2 separate regions of the Homo sapiens genome follow, and region 2 is linked to region 1. A link is an interaction called in ENCODE POLR2A ChIA-PET data of the cell type or tissue named here. Cell type or tissue: GM12878. All regions are shown on one strand. Each heading gives the region's core, and the rest is flanking DNA. Links, peaks and the distances in the headings are about the cores only. Region 1 overlaps ZGPAT (zinc finger CCCH-type and G-patch domain containing). Region 2 overlaps TPD52L2 (TPD52 like 2).

Region 1 (15,220 bases), core at 1,012-9,011:
CATCCGCCTGGGCACTGTCCTGAGGGAGACAGACACACACGCGTGCGTATACATACACACTCTCACACACTCACGCACACACATACACACGCACACATACACACACACATGCACACACTCACGCACACATACACACATGCACATATACACACGCACATACAGATACACATGCACACATACACTCACACATACACATATATACACACTTGTGCATATACATGCAGGCATATACACACACATGCATATACACACGTACACATACACGCATACGCACACGCGCATATACACATGTACACACACATGCACTCACACAGGCACACACAAGTACACATACACACGCATAAACATGCACTCACATGCATACACACACGCATATACATACGTACACAGGCATACACACACATATACAGACATACACATATACACATACACAAGTACACATGTATACACATGCATACACACATGCACACAGGCATATACACATGTACACACACATTAACACATGTACTCACACGTCATACACATACACAGAGACCCTGACACGCGTATAAACATGCACTCACACATGAACTCATGCAAATACAGATGCAGTCATACATGGATATACGCACACGCCATCTCACCCACACGCGCGCACACGTGCCCTCACCCACACACATACGCCCTCACCCACACACATGCGCACACAAGCACCCTTACCTACACACATGCGCACACATCTCTCACCCACACACACGCACACACAGGCCCTCACCCACACACATGCGCGCACACACACCCTGACACATGCACACACACACCTCACCCACACACGTGCACACACATGCCCCCTCACCCACACACATGCACACACACACGCCCTCACCCACACACATGCGACCTCTCATCCACACACACGTGCACGCACACATGCACCCGCACCCAAACATGCACACACAGATGCACCCGCACCCACACATGCACACACATATGCAGTCACCCACACGCGCACACACATGCACCCTCACGTGTAGACTGTCACGTGCACTCACTCATATATGCATATACACATACATGCACACACATGGCATGCATATACACACATGCATATACACACTCACACTTGCATACACACGTAGTCTCTTGGTATCCATGGGAAACCCCCTGTGCAAACCAAAATCCAAGGATGCTCAAGTCCCTTATATATAATGACATAGTGTTTGCATATAACCTACGCACATCTTCCCACGTACTTTAAATCATCCCTAGATTACTTGCAGTACCTAATACGATGTAAATGCTATGTAAATAGTTGTTATACAGTGTACAGACGCAGCCATCCTTTTCTTCCCCAATTATTTTCAACTCGAGATTGGTTGAAATGATGGATATGGAACCTGCAGATACCAAGGGCCAACTGTACACTTTACACACGTATGCACACACAATCTCACACACACAAAGGGCCAACTGTACTTTACACACATATGCACACACAATCACACACAGGGCCAACTGTACACTTTACACACATATGCACAATCACACACACACCAAGGGCCAACTGTACACTTTACACATGTATGCACATGCACACATACACACACCAAGGGCCAACTGTACACTTTACACACGTATGCACACAATCACACACACACCAAGGGCCAATTGTACACTTTACACACGTATGCACATGCACACATACACACCAAGGACCAACTGTACACTTTACACACGTATGCACATGCACACATACACACACACCAAGGGCCAACTGTACACTTTACACACGTATGCACATACACAATCTCACACACACAAGGGCCAACTGTACACTTTACACATGTATGCACATGCACACACACACACAGTCTCACACACATCACACACACAGACACCCGCATTCTCTCTCGGGATGGACTTGGCTGCTCCAGAATATGCCCCGTGTGTCCCATCGCCTCTGCTGGAGTCACAGTGTGGCAGCAGCCTTCTGACAGCAGCTCCCACAGCCTCACTACTGCACAGGCCACAGCACCAGTGCATCAAGGCAGATGTGCTGGGGGTGTGTATGTGCATGACTGAGTCCTCCCCCAAACTAGGAGAACCTGCTTATGAAATAGTGATGCCTTGACTTTTAGGCATCAGTGAACCAGTAAAATTAAAACCAAAACCGAGACACACACACACACACACACAGAGAGAGAGAGAGAGAGAGAGAGAGAGAGAGAGAGAGAGAGAGAGAGAATGAAGAGGAAATGTGGGGACAGACAGAACTGCAATCTTCAACTTTGCCAAATAAAGACATGAAAAACCAACCGCCATCCACTGCTGCCATGCCATCGTTTCAAAAAGGAAGTTCTTTCAACCCCACAAAAGCAACTGAGGGGCCAGGTGCAGCGGCTCACGCCTGTAATCCCAGCACTTTGGGAGGCCGAGACGGGTGGATCACGAGGTCAGGAGTTCGAGACTAGCTTGGCCAACATGGAGAAACCCGTCTCTACTAAAAATACAAAAATTAGCCGGGTGTGGTGGCGCGTGCCTATAGTCCCACCTACTCGGGAGGCTGAGGCACAAGAATCGCTTGAACCCGGGAGGCGGAGGTTGCAGTGAGCAGAGATTGTGTCACTGCACTCCAGCCTGGAAGACAGAGTGAGACTGTCTCAAAAAAACAAAAAAGGAGCAACTGAGGACAGGCCTTCAGCCCGTGACATGGAGCCAAGGCTGTCTTTCCAGTAGGAACGGGTGGGTGGAGCAGAGTGAGGTGGAACAGGGATTTTGTCTCATGCGTAGACAAAGGTGGCCTCGTACACCTCCCCAGGCCAGGATTTTGGGCGGTTCCTTCTAGTGCCTACTGTTCTTAGGCACACAGGGCCCTGCCAATGACCGGGGGCGCCAGGGGCTACAGGACTGTGCCTCAAATGCACTGCAGCAGAGACTGGCTGAAAGGAGACTGAGAACATGTTCAAAAAGAGAGGGTTAAACCCAGAGTGAATTCGATTAAATACGCCCCTTCAGCACACCCACACCATCATTAGTAAAACCTCTTCTAGAATATTTGACAATATTAAAAGCCTTGAAATTTGTAAACTCTTTAACCCAGAAAGTGCTTCTATTATTTTGTGTGTGTGTGTGTGTGTGTGTGTGTGCGCAGTAGAGTCTTGCTCTCTTGCCCAGGCTGAAGTGCATGGTAGGATCACAGCTCACTGCAACCTTGACCTCCTGGGCTCAAGCAATCCTCTTGCCTCAGCCTCCCAAGTGGCTGGGACTATGGGAGTGTGCCACCATGCCAGCTAATTTTTGAATCTTTTTGTTGAGCCAAGGTCTTGTCATGTTGGCCAGGCTGGTCTTGAACTCCTGGGCTCATGTAATCCTTCCGCCTCAGTGACATGATTTTTAAGGAGAATGTATGTAAAGATTTGGCCACAAAGATATTAACCAAATATGAAAAACTTGGAAATAACCTAAATTTCTAACCATGGAGAGAAGTTAATGGCATATCCATGAAGTTAACTGAAAACCAAGAGAACAGGCAAATCGATCAATGGAGCAAAAGAGAGCCTCCAGGAAGAGCCCCCCCTCACACAGAAAGCCTCGTGTGGCAGAGGAAGCATCACAGATGGGGTGCAAGGAGAAAGACGATGGATTTCACAAGAGAAAATTAAAAACTGGGTTTTCATACATAAAAGATCCCAACCCAATCACCTACCTCACAGCATTGACAGAAATACATTCCAGAATTAGTAAAGACTTAACCCTGAAAACAAACAACATCTAAAACTAAAAGAAGCTTCTGAGTTCCAGCCACACTCAAGTAGAGAGGTCGTTGAATCGAATATGGGCCGGGAGCGGTGGCTCACGCCTGTAATCCCAGCACTTTGGGAGGCTGAGGTAGGCGGATCACTTGAGGTCAGGAGTTTGAGACCAGCCTGGCCAACGTGGTGAAACCCCACCTCTACCAAAAATTTAAAAATGAGCCGGTGTGATGGCGTGCGCCTATAATTATGCTACTCGGGAGGCCGAGGCAGGAGAATCGCTTGAACCCAAAAGGCAGAGGTTGCAGTGAGCCAAGATCGCACCACTGCACTTCAGCCTGGGTGACGAAGTGAGACTCCATCTCAAAAAAAAAAAAAAAGAAAAAAAGAAAAAATAATCTAAAACTAGACAAAATTATCAAAACTCACTGATTTAGAACTTTTCAGAGTTCTGGAAACTGACCAAAGCTGAGAACTCACTGAGAAGAGATTCTTCTTGAAAAATGTTGGGCCTTGGGCCAGAATACTGGGAAGTCTACAGCCTTTGCACCTGGGGCTGCCCCTGGCTCCTACTCCTGAGTCAGCAAATCTGAGTGATTTACCAGGTCAAGGCTGGCTGCAAAAACCAGCAGCAGCAGAGGTGGATGTGGGACAGAAGGGAAAACCCAGGCCTCGTAGTTAAAAGTGGTGACTCGATAAACACTTACAAAGAAAACTGACAGCCCTGATCATTTGGGGCTGTGATCCCAGCTGGAGTGAGCACTGGGCCAGCCAGATACTTAACAGGAAGACTCTGAAAATGAGAGCCACAGAAGGGCTCAGCTCTCCCAGGAAGGGCCTGGCTCTTGAGGAAACCACTGCAGGTGTTGGGAGCTCCAAGAGAGGCCAGGGTGAAGTGAAAGCAAAGAGAGAGGGGCTGGCTGAACTCACAACGTGCTCTGAAACCACATGGTGTGGTGGGGAGCCTTTTGGGTTAGGAGTGTTTGAGCACACCCTCTTGCCCAAATCCCTGGCTGACCACTACCATATGCAAACACAGAAGCAACTGCTAGGAAGCCAGACTAAAAAATAGAATTTAAGGCCGTGCGTGGTGGCTCACACCTGTAATCCGAGCACTTTGAGAGGCCGAGGTGGGCGGATCACAAGGTCAGGAGATCGAGACCATCCTGGCTAACACGGTTAAACCTCATCTCCACTAAAAAAACAAAAAATTAGCCAGGCATGGTGGCACACATCTGTAATCCCAGCTACTTGGGAGGCTGAGGCAGGAGAATTGCTTGAACTCAGGAGGTGGAGGTTGCAGTGAGCTGAGATGGCACCACTGGCACTCCAGCCTAGGCAATACAGCAAGACTCCATCTCAAAAAAAAAAAAAAAAGAATTTAAAAATCTGAGCAGAGATATCAGAGGCTGCAGGGGTGGGTGGGCAAGTTTTGCAGTTTAAGTCCAAACAACTTAACTAAAACAAACAGAACACAAGACTCAGGAAAACAACTCAGAATCCAGACATAGATCATCTGAAATGTCCAGTATTCAACAAAAAAAATTATAAGACAGGTAAACAGGAAACCATGATCCATATTTAGGAAAAAAAGCAGTTGATATAATCTGACTCTGAGTGGGCCCAGATGTTGAGTTTAGCAAAGACTTCAAAGCAGCTACTATAAGTATGTTCAAATAATTAAATGAAAATATGATGGCAATGATTCAGGAAATAGAGAATCCTTTTTTTTTTTTTTTTTTTTTGAGACCGAGTCCCACTCTCTCACCCAGGCTGGAGTGCAGTGGCATGATCTCAGCTCAATGCACCTCCACCTCCCAAGTTCAAGCAATTCTCAGGCCTCAGTCTCTGGAGTAGCTGGGACTACAGGTGTGAGCTACTACGCCCAGCTAACTTTTATATTTTTAGTAGAGATGGGGTTTCACCATGTGCCTCACCTGAGGTCAAACGTTCAAAACCAGCCTGACCAATATTGAGAAACCCCGTCTCTACTAAAAATACAAAAATTAGCCAGGCGTGGTGTCATGAGCCTGTACTCCCTGCTACTTGGGAGGCTAAAACAGGAGAACTGCTTGAACCCAGAAGGCAGAGGGTTGCAGTGAGCCGAGATGGCACCACTGCACTCCAGCCTGGGCAACAGAGGCAGACTCTGTCTAAAAAAAAAAAGAAAAAAAGAAAAAAAAAAATCAAATGGAAATTCCAGAGTTAAAAAGGACAATCACTGAAAGGACATTTTTAGTGAATGTAGTGGGGAGGGCAGGATGAACAGGTAAAGTACAGAGAATGAGGTTGTGAAGCTTCTCTGTCTGATACCACAATAGTAGATGCCTGTCATTATACATGTGTCAAAGTCCATAGAATGTACACCACCAAGAGTTAGCCCTAATGTAAACTATGGACCTTGGGTGACAATGATGGGTCTGTGTAGGTTTATGGATTGTAATAAACGTACCAGTCTGGTGAGGGAGCATGATGGTGTTGTGGGGAGGGGCTGTTGCATGTGTGGGGGTCTGGAGTATATGTGAAATCTCTGTATCCTCCACCCAATTTTGTTGTGAACCTAAAACTACTCTAAAAACTAAAGCCATGGTCAGGAGCAGTGGCTCATGCCTGTAATCCCTGGACTTTGGGAGGCCGAGGTGGGCAGATCACCTGAAGTCAGGAGTTCAAGACCAGCCTGGCCAACATGGTGAAATCCTGTCTCTACTAAAACTACAAAAATTATTTAGCCAGGTGTGGTGGAGGGTGCCTGCAGTCCCAGCTACTGGGGAGGCTGAGGCATAAGAATCGCTTGAGCCTGGGAGGCGGAGGTTGCAGTGAGCCGAGATTGCACCATTGCACTTCAGCCTGGGCGACAGAGCAAGACTCCATCTCAAAAACAAACAAACAAACAAACAAAAAGCCTATTAAAAAAAAATTCAAGGCCGGGCTCATGCCTGTAATCCCAGCACTTTGAGAGGCCTAGGCGGGCGGATCACCTGAGGTCAGGGGTTTAAGACCAGCCTGGCCAACATGGTGAAACCCTGTCTCTACTAAAAATACAAAAAAATTAGCTGGGCGTGGTGGCGGGCGCCTATCATCTCAGCTACTTGGGAGGGTGAGGCAGGAGAATCACTTGAACCTGAGAGGTGGAGGTTGCAGTGAGCCAAGATCGCGCCATTGCACTCCAGCCTGGGCGACACAGTGAGACTCCGACTCAAAAAAAAAAAATTAATTAGATGTACTCAACGGCAGATTTGAGATGGCAGAAGAAAAAAATTCATTAAAAATTATCCTGGCCGGGTGCAGTGGCTCACGACTGTAATCCTAGTACTTTGGGAGGCTGAGGCAGGTGGTTCACCTGAGGTCCGGAGTTCAACACCAGCCTTGCCAACATGGTGAAACCTCGTCTCTACTATAAATACAAAAATTAGCTGGGCATGGTGGTGGCACACTCCGGTAGTCCCAACTACTCAGGAGGCTGAGGCAGGAGAATTGCTTGAACCTCGAAGGTGGTGGAGGTTGCAGTGAGCCGAAATCGCGCCACTGCACTCCAGCCTCAGCAACAAAAGCAAAACTCCGTCTCAAAAAATTAAAAAATAAATAAATAAATAAATAAATAATCCAGTTTGAGGAATAAGGAGAAAAAAGGTTGGAAAAAAAAAAAAAAAGCTTTAGAGAACGCACACCAACATACATGCAGTGGTACTCCCAAAAGGAGATGAGAGAGGGGCAGGAAAAAAATTTGTTGAAATGATGAGTAAAAACTCTCCAAATTTGGTAAAACAAAACAAAACATTAATCTATGAATCTAAGAGGCTTACTGAAGCCCAAATACGATGCACACCAAGAGATCCACACCTAGATACATCACAAACTACTAAAGGCCAAAGACAAAGAGAAAATCTTGAAAACATCAAGAGAAAAAAAGATAATTCTTCAAGTACAAAGGGACAATTTGACAGATGACTTCTCATCAGAAACAATGGAACCCAGAAGGTAGCATGATGACACTTTTAAACACTGAAAAGAATGATCAATTAATAATTCTATAGCCAGCTAAACTATCCTTCAAAAAATGAAGCTGAAATAAAGACATTCCCAAATAAACACTGAATTGGTTGCTAGCAAGCCTGTCCTACAAGAAATTCTAGCCGGGCGCGGTGGCTCACGCCTGTAATCCCAGCACTTTGGGAGGCCAAGGCGGGCGGATCACGAGGTCAGGAGATCAAGACCATCCTGGCTAACACGGTGAAACCCCATCTCTCCTAAAAATACAAAAAATTAGGTGGGCGTGGTGGCAGGCGCCTGTAATCCCAGCTACTCGGGAGGCTGAGGCAGGAGAATGGCGTGAACCCGGGAGGCGGAGCTCGCAGTGAGCCGAGATCGTGCCACTGCACTCCAGCCTGGGAAACAAGAGCGAGACCCCATCTCAAAAAAAAAAAAAAAAAGAAATTCTAAATGGGCTGGGCGTGGTGGCTCATGGTAATCCCAGCATTTTGGGAGGCCAGGACAGGCAGATCATGAGGTCATGAATTCGAGACCAGCCTGGCCAACATAGTGAAACCCTGTCTCTACTAAAAATACCAAAAAAATTGGCTGGGGGTGGTGGCAGGTGCCTGCAGTCTCAGCTACTTGGGAGGCTGAGGCAGGAAAATCACTCTAACCAGGGAGGCAGAGGTTGCAGTGATCTGAGACTGCACCATTGCACTCCAGCCTGGGCAACACAGTGAGACTTTGTCTCAAAAAAAAAAAAAAAAAATTCTAAATGAAGTTCTTCAGACTAAAAGGAAATGACACTAGACAGTAACTCAAATTCACAGGAAAGAAAAAGGGGCAAAAAAAAGAAAGGTAAAATATGGATGATACAAAAAAACAAGTATACTTTTTTTCTCTTTGAATTTCTTTCTTTTTTAAATAGAGATGGAGTCTCGCTATGTTGCCCAGGCTGGTGTTGAACTCCTGGCCTCAAGTGATCCTCCTGCCTTGGCCTCCCAAGGCTTTGGGATTACAGGCATGAACCACAGTGTCCAGATCTTAATTTCTTTTCTTTTCTTTTTTTTTTTTTTTTTAGGCAGAGTCTCGCTCTGTCATCTAGGCTGTAATGCAGTGGTGCGATCTTGCTCACTGCAACCTCCGCTTCCCAGGTTCAAGCGATTCTCTTGCCTCAGCCTCCCGAGTAGCTGGGATTACAGACACCCACCACCACACCCGGCTACTTTTTGTATTTTTAGTAGAGACGGGGTTTCACCATGTTGGCCAGGCTGGTCTTAAACTCCTGACCTCCGGTGATCCACTCACCTCAGCCTCCCAAAGTGCTGGGATTAGAGATAAAAGCCACCATTCCTAGTCCCTTTACTTCTGAGATAAGATCTGCACCCAGGCTGGAGTGCAGTGGCACAATCTCAGCTCACTGCAGCCTTGACTTCCCAGGCTCAAGTGATCCTCCCACCTTAGCTGGGATCCTCCCCCAAATAGCTGGGACTACAGGCGCGTGCCACCATGCCAGACTAATTTTTTGTAATTTTGGTGGAGATGGGTTTCGTCATGTTGCCCAGGCTGGTCTCCAACTCCCTGGCTCAGGCGATCTGCCCACCTCAGCCCCCAAAAGTGCTGGAGTTAAAGGCATAAGCCACTGCCTCCAGGCAACTTCTTTCAAAATACTTTTGAAGCAATAATTATAACGCTGAAGAGCTGAAGTTATAACATACATAAATGTATATATGGCAATAATACATGAAGGAGAAGAGGGGATGGAGCTATGTCAGAGGAGAAGGGAGGATGGAGCTATGTCAGAGGACAAGGGAGGATGGAACTATGTCAGAGGAGAAGGGAGGATGGAGCTATGTCAGAGGAGAAGGGAGGATGGAGCTATGTCAGAGGAGAAGGGAGGATGGAGCTATGTCAGAGGAGAAGGGAGGATGGAGCTATGTCAGAGGAGAAGGGAGGATGGAGCTATGTCAGAGGAGAAGGGAGGATGGAGCTATGCCAGAGGAGAAGGGAGGATGGAGCTGTGTCATAGGAGAAGGGAGGATGGAGCTGTGTCATAGGAGAAGGGAGGATGGAGCTGTGTCATAGGAGAAGGGAGGATGGAGCTGTGTCATAGGAGAAGGGAGGATGGAGCTGTGTCATAGGAGAAGGGAGGATGGAGCTATGCCAGAGGAGAAGGGAGGATGGAGCTGTGTCAGAGGAGAAGGGAGGATGGAGCTATGACACAGGAGAAGGGAGGATGGAGCTATGTCAGAGGAGAAGGGAGGATGGAGCTGTGTCATAGGAGAAGGGAGGATGGAGCTATGTCAGAGGAGAAGGGAGGATGGAGCTGTGTCATAGGAGAAGGGAGGATGGAGCTATGCCAGAGGAGAAGGGAGGACGTCATAGGAGGAGGGAGGATGGAACTATGTCAGAGGAAAAGGGAGGTTGGGACTGTGCTATAGGAAAATGGAGGGGGAACTATGTCATAGTACAACGGAAGTAGATCTATGTTATAGACACGTTGCCATACTTAGGCTCAGTGCAGTCGCTCACACCTGTAATCCCAGCACTTTGGGAGGCCAAGATGGGCGGATCACCTGAGGTCAGCAGTTCGAGACCAGCCTGACCAACATGGTGAAACCTCATCTCTACTAAAAATACAAAATTAGCCGGGTGTGGTGGGGGTGCCTGTAGTCCCAGCTACTCAGGAGGCTGAGGCAGGAGAATGGCGTGAACCTGGGAGGCGGAGGTTGCAGTGAGCCGAGATCACACCATTGCACTCCAGCCTGGGTGACAGAGTGAAACTCCATAAAAAAAAAAATGCTGTACTTTAAGTGTTAAGTTAGTAATAATCTGAAGTACATTGTGGTAAGTTAAAGATGTACATTGTCATCTCTAGAGCAACCACTAAGAAAATAACTTAAAACAGCATAGCTAAAAATTCAGCAACAGAGCTGGATATCACCAAAATGATGGAGTTGGCAGCTCCAAAGATCCGTCTCTCCAGCAAAGCAACTATTCTGCTGTCAAAACTGTCACAATAAACTTTTTTCTATTCAGCTGTCAAAACTGTCACAATAAACTTTTTTCTATTAAACTGTCAAAACCTCCCAATAAACTTTTCTGTAACTCTGGTGTCTACGAACCAGATGACTGCTCAATGAAGTAAGACCCTGCTAAATTTCAGGAGGACAGCTGGGCTATTTCTGCTCAGCCACTACTACCAGCTCACATGTAGCCATGGGGAAGGCAACCTGTATTTCTGATGTGGCTTGCTGGTGTCAGAAGGGATGATACAGACCTTTTCTCAAGGAATCCTGCTTATGCATTTGGATCTTTCTAGTGTCTCCCTGAAGGGCTTGCCTTTGTTTCACCCCCTCGAACTCTCTCAGGGCTGGGGCAGCCTCCAGGGTCGTGCTGTTGATGGCATTTTTTTTTTTTTTTTTTCCCCGAGATGGAGTCTCACTCTGTCGCCCAGGCTGGAGTGCAATGGCACGATCTCAGCTCACTGCAACCTCCGCCTCCCAGGCTCAAGCAATTCTCCTGCTTCAGCCTCCCGAGTAGCTGAGATTACAGGCACCCACCACGCCCAGCTAATTTTTGTATTTTTACTAGAGACGGGGCTTCACCATGTTGGCCAGGCTGGTCTCGAACTCCTGACCTCAAGCAATTCACCCGCCTCGGCCTCCCAAAGTGCTGGGATAACAGGTATGAGCCACCGCGCCTGGCCTGAAGGCATTTACAGGTAGATACTACCTGAAGTTGTGGGGGAGGGACAACAACAGATGGGCAAAGAGCTGACAGAAAAGCCTAGGAAGGAAGAGGCTGGGAAAAGAGCTACATGAAGGTCTAAGGGCTTTGGAAAGCTCCTGTTCATGCTTGGAAATCCAGAAGGCCATGCACACAGCTGGGGCTAGACAGGGGCTCAGAAACACCTGAGGAGGCCCTCAACTTTCACCTCTGGTTCATCCTTAGGCTCCATGGGAGCAAGAAGTAAAGGCTGAGGAAAAGCCGTGAACAGCCTGGCGGACACTGAAGGACTTGCCCCAGTACAGAGGCAACCTGGAAAGGATGGAAGACACTCTTTATCCTTTTTTTTTTTTTTTTTATTTGAGACAGAGTCTCGCTCTGTTGCCCAGGCTGGAGTGCAATGGCGCAATCTCAGCTCACTGCAACCTCCGCCCCCTGGGTTGAAGCGATTCTCCTGCCTCAGTCTTCCCAGTAGCTGGGACTACAGGCAGGTGCCACCATGCCCGGTTAATTTTTGTATTTTTAGTAGAGACAGGGTTTCACCATACTGGCCAGGCTGATCTTAAACTCCTGACCTCAAGTGATCCACCCGCCTCCACTTCCCAAAGTCCTAGCATTACAGGCGTGAGCCACTGCGCCCGGCCTCTTTATCCTTTTTGCCACTAGATATTTAAAGAAATCTCTTTCAAAGCACAAGCTAACCACTAACCTAAAAGAACAGAAACAAGCACCCCTGACAGAATATAATCTTTATTTAAAAAGGTCAGGAAAGTAACTAAACAAACGAGAAACGACAATCCACAACAAACAGCAACAATGAACCCTGCAGAGGGCGGAGGATCTGATTTTCAAAGTAACCACATTATCATCTTCAAATTGTGCAGGTTTCAACAAAAAATTACAAGGCATGCAAAGAAACAAGAAAGTGTGGCCCATTCACCGGAAATAAAGAAATTAACAGGCCGGGTGCGGTGGCTCACACCTGTAATCTCAACACCTTGGGAGGCCAAGGTGGGATGACTGCTTGAGCCCAGGAGTTCAAGACCAGTCAGAGAAATGTAGCAAGACCCTGTGTCTAAAACAGTAACAACACAACCAGCCAGGCATGGTGGCACATGCTTGTAGTTCTAGCTACTCAGGAGACTAAGGTGGGAGACTCACTTAAGCCTGGACGGTTAAGGCTGCAGTGTGCCAGGGTTGTGCCACTGCACTACAGCCTGGGTGAGAGAGGGAGACTTTGTCTCAAAAAATAAAAAATAGGCTGGGCGCGGTGGCTCACACCTGTAATTCCAGCACTTTGGGAGGCCGAGGCAGGAGGATCATGAGGTCACGAGATCGAGACCATCCTGGCTAACACGGCAAAACCATGTCTCTACTGAAAATACAAAAAATTAGCCAGGAGTGGTGGCACGCACCTATAGTCCCAGCTACTCAGGAGGCTGAAGCAGGAGAATCGCTTGAACCCAGGAGGCAGAGGTTGCAGTGAGCCAAGATCAAGCCATTGCACTCCAGCCTAGGCTATAGAGTGAGACTCCATCTAAAAAAAAAAGAAAATTAAAAAAAATTTTTTAAAAATAAAGAAATTAATAGAAACTGTTCCTGAGGAAGCCTAGACATTTGAATGACTAGACAAAAACTTTCAATCAATTACCTTAAATACACTAAAAAAAGAGGCTGGGCACAGTGGCTCACATCTGTAATCCCAGCATTTTGGGAGGCTGAGGCGGACAGATCACCTGAGGTTAGTAGTTTAAGACCAGTCTGGCCAATGTGGTGAAACCCAGTTTCTACTAAAAATACCAAAAATTAGGTGGGTGTGGTGGCACATGCCTATAATCCCAGCTACTTGGGAGGCTGAGGCAGGAGAATCACTTGAACCCAGGAGGCGGAGGTTGTAGTGAGCCAAGATTGTGACATTGCCTGCCAGCCTGGGTGACAAGAGTGAAACCCCGCTTCAAAAAAAAAAAAAATTAATAACTAAATAAAAAGAAATTTAAAAATAAAGGAAACCATGGATAATGAACTAAAGGAAAACAAAAGAACCATGTCTAACCAAATAGAGAATACTAGTAAAGTGATAATTACTACAGAAAGAAACCAAATAGAAACTTTGGAGCTAAAAAGTACAGTAACTGTAGTGAAAATTTCACCAGAAGTTTCAACAGCAGATTTGAGAAGGAAGAAGAAAGAAACAGTGAACTTGAGGACAGGTCAGCTGAATTTATCCAAAATGAGGAGCAGAAAGAAAAAAAGAACAAAGAAAAATGCCTAGAGCCCAAGGGACCTGTGCTACACCATGAAGCACATCAATGTATGCATAAAGTTCCATAAGCGGCAAACAGACAGAAAGAAACAAAACTAGTATTTCAAGATGCAAAGAATAGTAGCTGAAACTTTGCAAATTTAATGAAAGACATGAATTTACACATCCAAGAAGTCCAATGAACTCCAAGTAGCTTATAAATTGAGGGATCCACACTGATACATTATAATCAAACTGCTGAAACCCAAAGATAGAGAATCTCCTAAAACAGCAAGAGACAAGTGACTAGTCAATATATAAATGTTCCTCAATAAGATTAACAGCCAATTTCTCATCAGAAACTATTGGACCAGAAGGCAGTGAGATGACATTTTTTTTTTTTTTTGAGATGGAGTCTCGCACTGTTGCCCAGGCTGGAGTACAGTGGTGTGATCTCAGCTCACTGCAAGCTCCACCTCCCGGGTTCACGCCATTCTCCTGCTTCAGCTTCCCGAGTAGCTGGGACTACAGGCACCTGCCACCACACCTGGTTAATTTTTTGTATTTTTAGTAGAGACAGGGTTTCACCATGTTAGCCAGGGTGGTCTTGATCTCCTGACCTCGTGATCTGCCCACCTCGGCCTCCCAAAGTGCTGGGATTACAGGCGTGAGCCACCGTGCCCAGCCAAGATGGCATTTTTAAAGTCTTGAAAGAAGGCCAGGTACTGTGACTCACACCTGTAATCTCAGCACCTTGGGAGGCCGAGGAGGGATGACAGCTTGAGCTCAGGAGTTCAAGACCAGCCTGGGCTTGAGTGAGACCTTCTCTCTATTAAAAAAAAAAAATTGGGGGCTGGGCATGGTGTTTCACGCCTGTAATCCCAGTGCTTTGGGAGGCCAAGGCGGGCAGATCACCTGAGGTCAGGAATTCGAGACCAGTCTGACCAGCACGTTAAGACTAAAATACAAAAATTAGCCAGGTGTGGTGGTGTGTGCCTGTAATCCCAGCTACTGGGAAGGCTGAGGTGGGAGGATCACTTGAACCCGGGAGGCAGAGGTTGCAGTGAGGCAAGATTGTGCACCACCATTCTCCAGCCTGGGCGACAGAGCAAGACCCTTTCTCAAAAAAAAAAGAAAGAAAGAAAAACTTTTTTGGAAAATTTACAAATATGCAGAAATAAAGACACTCTTGAATAACGAGTAAGTCGAACAAAAAAACAAAAGGGAGATTAGGATGTCTTGAGATCAATGAAAATGGAAATACAACAGAACAAAACAGCCAAGTGGCAGGGTGCGGTGGCTCTTGCCCATAATCTCAGCACTTTGGGAGGCCGAGGCAGTAGGACTCCTTCAAGTCAGGAGTTTGAGACCAGCCTGGGCAACAAAGTGATACCCTGTCTCTGCAAAAACTTTTTTTTTTCTTTTCTTGAGATGGAGTTTTGCTTTTGTTACCCAGGCTGGAGTGCAATGGTGTGATCCTGGCTCACTGCAACCTCTGCCTCCCAGGTTCAAGCGATTCTCCTGCCTCAGCCTCCTGAGTAGCTGG
Region 2 (8,798 bases), core at 700-8,699, 160 kb before region 1:
AGGATTTTCCAAGATGTCGTCACAGGAGAGAACTGTGTAAAAGGCACAAGGAACCTCTCTGCATTACTTCCCACAACTGTATGTGAGTCTACCATAACTAAATGACTAATAATAAACAAGTTGCTGTAACAGGTCACACCTTGCCAAGACCATCAAACAGTCCAGGTACAATTACCTTTATGGTCCCAACTCGGTCCTCAAACGACTTGAAGGTCGCAGAGTTCCTTTAAAGAGAGAGGGAAGAGTGTCGGTGTCAAGAGGAGAGGGTTGTGCTGCTCTCCTAACTCGGAAGGGCCTCAGGGTTAGGGCCAGCCTCCAAAGGGTCCCTAACAACATCCCAAGATCTCATGGCAAAACTGTGAGACAGCCAGGTCATTCCGGAGACTCCCCAGGTCAAAAGTGAGGTCGGCCATGCCCAACAACCACAGGGACAGGTCCAGACGTCACACAAGGCAACTGGAAACCCCTTGACTGTGCAGCTGGGGAGATGTCGGCCCCTCTCTGTCATACCCTACAGGGACATCCCGGGCTCTCGTACTGAGGTTATGAAAAGTCTGTGCAGTTGGGGGGCTGTCGGCCCCTCTCTGCTGTCCCCTACAGGGACACCCCGGGCTCTCGTACTGAGGTTATGAAAAGTCTGCGCAGTTGGGGGGCTGTCGGCCCCTCTCTGCTGTCCCCTACAGGGATACCCCGGGCTCTCGTACTGAGGTTATGAAAAGTCTGTGCAGTTGGGGGGCTGTCGGCCCCTCTCTGCTATCCCCTACAGGGACACCCTGGGCTCTCGTACTGAGGTTATGAAAAGTCTGCGCAGTTGGGGGGCTGTCGGCCCCTCTCTGCTGTCCCCTACAGGGATACCCCGGGCTCTCGTATTGAGGTTATGAAAAGTCTGTGCAGTTGGGGGGCTGTCGGCCCCTCTCTGCTATCCCCTACAGGGACACCCTGGGCTCTCGTACTGAGGTTATGAAAAGTCTGCGCAGTTGGGGGGCTGTCGGCCCCTCTCTGCTGTCCCCTACAGGGACACCCTGGGCTCTCGTACTGAAGTTATGAAAAGTCTGTGCAGTTCTTCATGCACATCTCTCAGAGAAGCAAACGGAAGACCAAGGACACTTCTGGGACAGCAGAGTGATAAGGAGACAAGAGGAGAAAGCAGGCCAGCTCCATCCCACTCAGTCCCTCCCACACAAACAGATACCCCTCCCAGGCCCGGGGACTCTAGAGGCCAGCACGTCTGCGACACCCAGCCAGAGTCCCCACAAGGAGAACAGGGCTCTCCTGAGAATCAGGGCGGTGCCTGACGGCGCAGGCACAGAATAGGGACCACAGTTCTGGGCTCTCCTGAGAATCAGGGCAGTGCCTCACGGCACAGGCACAGAATCCTGAGAATCAGGGTGGTGCCTGACAGGCACAGAATAAGGACCACAGCTCTGGGTGTTTCCGTGAAGGCTGAGACCGTGAAGTGTCCTGAGTGACAGCCCACCAGGGCAAGTGCCAGGATCTGTGTGCGAGCCCCTCGAACCCCACCCCACCCACTGCAGGCAGCCAGGGTCAGGACTTGGAAAGGACACGGCCCAGTTTGACACAAGGATCTCCTCTGGAGGCTGCAGGTGAAGAGCCTGACCCCCTACCAGCTCTTCCTCGTCAGCCTAGAGGGGGTTTTTACCGGCCCTTAGTCATCAGAGGTTGCCAAGGGAATGGAGTCCTCAATTAATCCAGGAATATGGGAAGGGCAAGGTGTAACCGGCGGGAGCTGCCCCAACCCCCACCAGAGACACCCGGCTCTGGAGCCGCAGCGAGCAGGCATACATTACCTCATGGCTGGCATACTTATTGAGTGGCGGATGGAGTAGCTGCTGCTTGGAAGCATGGCAGAAGCAGAGAAGGAAGCAAGAGTTAACACCAAGATCCACACACAACCCCAACTTGGCAGGGATGGGCAGAGCTGGGATTCCCCCACTCCCAGCAGTTGGAGCGAGCTGCCTGCCCCTCCACACAATGCCCCCGAAGGAAACTCGACCCCAGGGTCCTCCCTTGGCCTCATGGGGGGCACCCCAAGTTGCCCAGCGCATAGCACTGGGAGGGGGGAGAGCACTGCCATAGGAAGCTGTGAGGAGACCAGGCTTGGGCTTTTGAAAAGTATTTGGTACAAACAGCCTTCAGAAGTCAAGTAAGGACCTTTTGGCAAAAGAGAAACCACCAAGTCAAGTAAAAACACAAGAAATCACAGATTGTTCTGGGCCTGGCTCTAGACCTCCCGGTTCCAGCAGAAGGGCACGTGCTGGCGGCGCCCCGGCTTGGCCTAGAGGAGCTTGCTCTGGTCTGCAGGAGGGCCCTTTGGGAGGCACACCTATGGGCTCTCGGGTAGTAAACAAGACAAAACTCCATCTGAAGGAAAACAAGGAAACAGGACAGATGTTGAACAGGAAGGTGGTGAGAGTCGGCACAGCCCTCCCACGTGAAAAGGCTCCTTTGAGGGCCCGGCGCAGTGGCTCACGCCTGTAATCCCAGCACTTTGGGAGGCCAAGGCGGGTGGATCACGAGGTCAGGAGATCGAGACCATGCTGGCCAACATGGTGAAACCCCGTCTCTACTAAAAATACAAAAATTAGCCAGGCGTGGTGGCTCATGCCTGTAATCCCAGCTACTCAGGAGCCTGAGGCAGGAGAACCGCTTGAACCAGGGAGCTGGAGGTTGCAGTGAGCCGAGATCACACCACTGTGCTCCAGCCTGGTGATAGAGCGAGACTCCAACAAAAAAAAGAAAAAAAAGGCCGGGCGCGGTGGCTCACGCTTGTAATCCCAGCACTTTGGGAGGCCGAGGCGGGCGGATCACGAGGTCGGGAGATCGAGACCACGGTGAAACCCCGTCTCTACTAAAAATACAAAAAATTAGCCGGGCGTGGCGGCGGGCGCCTGTAGTCCCAGCTACTCGGAGAGGCTGAGGCAGGAGAATGGCGTGAACCCGGGAGGCGGAGCTTGCAGTGAGCCGAGATCGCGCCACGGCACTCCAACCTGGGCGACAGAGCAAGACTCCGTCTAAAAAAAAAAAAAAGCTCCTTTTCAGGAGTAAACTCAGGCCTGGACGCCAGGCCAGTTATTCACAGACCCGGCAGCAGGCGGTCTGTGAGCCTGAAGGGAAGCACGAGGAGGGGACACAGAAGGGCCGGGGGGTTCCGGGGGGCCTCTGCGTCGATCCCACGCTGCTGCTTTGTTCCCTGAGATGCAGCAACCACCTGGCTGGCACTGCTGTCCTGGAAGGGGTGATCCCACTTTCACTGCCCTCTACTAGCACAGCCGCCCAAGGGCCCTGCCGGAGTCCACCCTGCCCCAATTCAGAGAAAAGTCTTCCACAGGTGTGTCCAGGCTCAGCCTTACCTAAAGGAGTGTGAAAATGGATGAGCCCTGGAAGGTGGCAGCAGGAGAGAAGAGGAAACGAAGTGTAAGCAAGGGAGGCCAGCACCCACTCACAGCCCTCCTCGGGGAGCCCCAGGGGAGGCCCCCTGCTCGTGCTCAGTCAGGCCCAGCAGGGGAAGACCCTCCAGGACGGCTCCTCCAGTCCGCACACCACCGGGGACAGCAGCACTGTCTCCAGTCTCCTCAAGTCCTGACTCAACAGGAGGCTCTCGCAAGATCATGACTAGCAACTGCTCAGCCTCACGGCTGTGCCCAAGAGGCCCCTGGGTCCACGCCCTGTCCACGCCTTATGCCCCAAGGCACACCTGTTTGGAGAAGCCACAGCACCTGGAGCACAACCAGCCCCATCCAGCAGCGCAAAGGTGTGAAATGTGCCACAGCATGACAGCTGGGCTTGGCCAGCTCCACAGAACGAGAGCGGCCCGTGTTCCCCAAATCACGTCAGCTGAGGGAGCACACGCACCGTGGGAGGATGTGGGACACCCTTGGCGCCGAGCATTTCTGCTCTGCGCTCCATCCGTGCCCACAGACGCCAACCTGGAAACCTGTGTGTCCAAGGGCAGCTGCTGCCACTCACTGCAGCCAGGCCCACTCTGACATGGAGGGAGCCACTGAAGAACTGAGAAACACTCAACTCGCCCGAGGTCCTGAGAGGGCCGATGCCTCATCTGAGACCACGGAGTCAGACGGTGACCTGACCCTGCTGTAAACCCCCACTCTGACCTGAATCCAGTTCCCTTCCTCCCATCCCCATCACCCATGCCCCAGGGCACACCAAAGGCCTCACAGACCGGGGCTGCCCTGGGACAGGCCCATCATGGACACGGGCGTTGGGCAGCTGTCCAGAGGGGCTTCCGCCCAAGAGTTAGCAGGGGTCCGCCGGGGTTCATCCAGCCCTAAACTCATGACATAAACCTCCCAGAACCCAATTTTCACTTTCAGGAAGTAGTGAGCTCTCAACCTCAGTCTCTAACTCGAGGTGAATGGGCCCAGACCTCAGAAACCACCTGTGACTGCTTGGGGAGATGATGGGGATACACCAGGGGCTCCAGACGTCAGAGTTCCCACCACCACTACAAACATAAATGGAGGAGCAAGCAGGGCAAGACACACCAGCAAACAGGACCCTCCACGGGCACCGTGAACACGGCCAGCCAACTGGAGCGAGCTGGCTCGTCCCAGGTCAGCCTGAGGCCCCGCTCCCCCAGCTGGCCCCATGTACCAGGGCACACGTGCAAACACGTGGCACAGTGTGGCTGGGCACACTGACAGCTGTGCCAGCGTCACTGCAACAGGAACTCTGCTCACTGCCAGCCATGCCCTGAGGCTACACGACACGGGTCAGCTGCCAACCCCAGGACTGAGCAGAGAGCGAAAGCCTTTCTCCCCATCAGAGAAGGAGGAGCAGACAGAGAACCAGGACCGTGTCCCTGTGCTTCCAGAGAAAAACAGGCCATACAAACAAATGCCCAGATCAAAACCCTAGGACTGGCTTGTGCACGGCTATTCCAATCAGTGCCAAGGGCTCCACGTGCCCCTTGGATTTCCACCACAATGGTCTGAACAAACTCAAAAGGGAGTGTGGACACTAAGAGTGGGCAAACGCCTCCTGATGGCCGGCATAATTTAGGCACAACAAACACCTGTTACTTCCTGAAGATGCTCTGTGGTGAGACCAGCATTTTCGGGAAGAAAACAGCCCTGCGAGGCTGAGTTCAGCTGAAACTCAGGGGGTCCCTCCTGGGTCCAAAGCTCAGCAGTGGTAGGGAAGACCTGCATTTGTAGGGTGCCCCACAAGGACCCCCCCAAGTCACAGCTGCTGGGGAGTGTGGAGCCTTGGGCGTGTGAGGGTGCACAGAGGAAACACACACATTGCATACTGATGACTGCAGCTTCTCCAGAGGTTTAAAACTTCTCGAAATAGAAGTTGCAGGGATGGGAAGGTAGATTACCTCAAAAAAACAAAAATAAAAGTGGGCACAGCTCCTGGGCAGTGGCCATCCCCTCTGCTTGGCAGGGTGGGTCCCTGGGTGTGTGTGGCCGTCTGTGTCCTGGCCTGTGGCTTAGTGGTCAGGGGAAAGCACTGGCGCAGGACGACCCCCACCTGGCAACCACAGGCGGGGAGGCAGGACACACCTAACCTAAGGCAGGCAGGCAGGGAGGCAGGCAGGCAGGCAGGCAGGCAGCCCAGCAGGAGATGTACGTATCTCTGAATCCTGCAGGGGCCACAAGAGGGGAAGAGGGGAGGGCTGGGTGGGGTCAGCACTGTGCTCCACACACCGGTCCTTTAGGAAGCCTGCACCCATCTTTGCCAGGATTGGGTCAGAGCTACAGGGAGGCACTCCCTGAGATCCAAAAGCCAGAAGACCAGTTCTGAGAATGGGAAAGGGGTCAGGGCAGGGTGGGCAGCAGCACCCAGAAGTTGGGGCCAGGATGCTGTTGATGGTGACAACCTATATCATCCACTCCTACAACCCCTGTGAAAGAAGGCGTGCCTGAGGCCCAGCTGGGGTGCCCAGCCAGGAGGTAGCCCAGCCAAGCATCATACCCAGGCTTCTGGCTCAATCCCCTCATCACCATGCTGTAGTCAGGGAGCCTAGAACAGGGAAGGAAGAGCAAACATGCCAGCCACAAAGCGCCGGCCCCCTGCTCACTCCTTGGCCCCAGCCCTGCTTGCTGAGGGACCTCTGATGGCCAGGAGGCTTTCACCAGCCTCTGGGAGAGAAGGCTCATTCAGGGCCTCCTGGCGTCTGACTGCACTTTCTGAGACCTGGGAAACAGCCTGAGGAAGTACCACGCCGAGCCCCTGTCCTAGAGATGGTGGAGGACTGCCGTCCCACACTGACCTGACTCTGACCCCTGGGCTGGAGTCGCTGCCACTCAGTGAAGCTTCAAGGTGCAGACTCCTCCCTCACCAACCCCGAGCACCACAAGTTACCCAACAGCACTGGCAGCCAACCCTCCCTGAAGAACACAGCAACGGCAGAAAAGCAGCCAACGGGGATGGACGAACCTCCCAGGCAAGGGTCTGCACACAGACTGGTCGGGGCCATGATGGATGGCCACATCCCTGAGCCAGTGCATCTGAGCCCTGATCTCCAGGCAGGCTTCCTGTAGCACCTCCAACACCTCACCTCACTCCTGGCCAGGTCTCAGGGCAGCAGAGTCAGGGTTGCGTCTCACCTCATGTCTCCAAGCTTCCTGCTGATGGCAGAGCCCACTGTGGACAGGGCAGCTGAAGTCTTCTGTCCTGCCTGTGAAAGAGTTTCCTGAGTCTTCTTGTAGCTGGAAGACACACCAGTTAAATCAACCAGACAGCATGGGCGGGTCACCACCCACAGCCAAGCAAACAAAGCACTGGGAGCACGCCCGAGGAAAACTGAGGAAAGGAGCTGGGCCAAGGGGTGGACACTCGCCAGGTGTCTACAGAGGGGGTGCAGGCCCAGAGCCCCTCGGCCCCCAGAGGCCCCTGCGGCGAGGAGCCGCCTGTGCATTGCTCGCTCACTGAGCTCTCGGCGACCCTGCCGAGTCTCGGCCCCCCAGCCCTGCAATGACGCTGCTTTCTCATCTCACAACCCAATTTCACCCCCTTGCCTGATACCCACTAAGCTCGCTTTCCTGTCTTCTCACAGCCCCTCTGACTACAGAGAACACGCCCCATTTGCCTGCTAGAGCGGACGGGCCCCCTGAGGTGCACGCCTGGCAGGCAGTGCCAGAGCAGAAAGGCCTCTCAGTGCCCTGACCGGCCCATGCGTGCAAGTTTCCCTTTCCTCTTCCCAAATGAGACTGTGCTGAGGGGAGAAAATGCAAGCTCAACCACGTCTGTGGGGAACGAGCGTCACAGAGTGGCCATGCAGCCCGCAAGGTGCCCCTGCTCCAGACGGCGGGGCCCCGTGTGCCTTCAGAACATCGGACAGTTCCATTCCCAGGCCTCTTTTCACAGTGCAAGGGTCTGTCCTGGCCCCTAGTGAAGGCCCCGCTTCTATCCCCTCCAGCTCCCTCCAGTGTCCACCCACATGGGTACATCCCATCAAAGCAAAGCTCTAGGGCCTTGGCGTCTGCAGGACAGGCAAAGGGCAGCAGGCAGGATGCTGTGGCTGCAGGGATACTGTTGGGCCCACCATGACAGTCAACACCTGAAGTCGCTGGCCCTCATCCAGCTGCCACCATAAACACAAAACACAGCAGACTCTGACATAACAAAGTCCAAAATGCGAACCCACAGCCACCTTATCACGGCTCCTCCCTCAGTGAAGCCAGGGAACTCGAGGCTGAATGGAGATGGGCTCCCAGGACCATCTTGGCGTTACCAGTGCCAACCTGGAGAGCTGGCAAACCCAGCCAAGCCCTGAGTGGCATCTGGGATGACTGGCGCCAGAGAAGGCACAGGCTCCTCCTGCTCCCACTGGCGGCACCAGGTCCCAATGATGGGCCTTCCGGAGCCCTTACTCACAGGCCCTCCCACCACTCCCTGCAGAAGGCCCGTGTGAGCTGAGTGCTACTACTCTCCAGCCCCCAAACAGTTGACAAGAGTGTGTGACCCACCAAGTGTGCCCTGGCAGCGCATCCCAGCGCAGCTCTCTCATGCCCGCCCCCGGCCCAAGGCCTACCAGAGGATGCACTTTCTTTCTTTTTTTTTTTTTTGAGACAAAGTCTCGCTCTGTCACTCAGGCTGGGGGGCAGTGGTGCAATTTCAGCTCACTACAACCTCCGCCTCCGGGTTCAAGAGATTCTCCTGCCTCAGCGTCCCAAGTAGCTGGGATTACAGGCACCCACCACCACGCCCTGCTAAATTTGTCTTTTTAGTACAGATAGCGTTTCACCATGTTGGCCAGGCTGGTCTTGAACTCCTGACCTCAGGTGATCCACCCGCCTCGGCCTCCCGCAGTGCTGGGATGACAGGTGTGAGCCACTGCGCCCAGCCCGCTCGGATGACAGGTGTGAGCCACCGTGCTCAGCCCAGAGGATGCACTTTCCCATCCAGGCTCCGTGCAGCTGGAATCATGGCTGTTTTTAAATTTTTTCTTCTTTTATTAATAAAACACCAGTTATAAGTAACTAATGACCTGCTATATTTAGTTTCAAAAACACAAATTCTTTTTTTTTTTTTTTTGAGACAGAGTCTTGCTCTGTAGCCCAGGCTGGAGTGCAGCAGCACCATCTCGGCTCACTGCAAGCTCTGCCTCACGGGTGCACGCCATTCTCCTGCCTCAGCCTCCCGAGTAGCTGGGACTACAGGCGCCCGCCACCACATCCGGCTAATTTTTTTGTATTTTTGGTACAGACGGAGTTTCACCGTGTTAGCCAGGATGGTCTCGATCTCCTGACCTCGTGATCCGCCTGCCTCAGCCTCCAAAAGTGTTGGGATTACAGGTGTGAGCCACCGTG

The links. ChIA-PET counts read pairs that join two places held together with the same protein. Peaks named below come from ENCODE experiments on the same cell type or tissue, not always from the same donor. Only the 100,000 strongest peaks of a DNase experiment are listed, where the experiment ranks them.
Region 2: POLR2A ChIA-PET joins it to region 1 with 5 read pairs; 5 of 35 experiments call an interaction of 5 or more read pairs at or near these places.

What each region holds. Positions count from the first base shown.
Region 1 is chr20:63,717,926-63,733,145 of GRCh38, reverse strand. All of the region lies in intron 2 of ZGPAT (zinc finger CCCH-type and G-patch domain containing), which reads right to left. Among named protein-coding and RNA genes, the nearest start is that of LIME1, 11 kb to the left of the region's middle. RefSeq lists enhancers at 254-796, 797-1,340, 4,038-4,537, 4,373-4,692. In GM12878, for the core only: no CTCF peak of the experiment used is centred there; DNase peaks (open chromatin) are centred at 2,195, 4,655 and 5,645; H3K4me3 peaks cover 1,707 bases; H3K27ac peaks cover 5,359 bases.
Region 2 is chr20:63,880,616-63,889,413 of GRCh38, reverse strand. TPD52L2 (TPD52 like 2) reads right to left here. Exons shown (of 7, transcript NM_003288.4): 5 at 6,594-6,695; 6 at 176-224. Among named protein-coding and RNA genes, the nearest start is that of DNAJC5, 10 kb to the left of the region's middle. RefSeq lists a silencer at 3,012-3,182 and enhancers at 7,604-7,773, 8,315-8,484. In GM12878, for the core only: no CTCF peak of the experiment used is centred there; no DNase peak of the experiment used is centred there.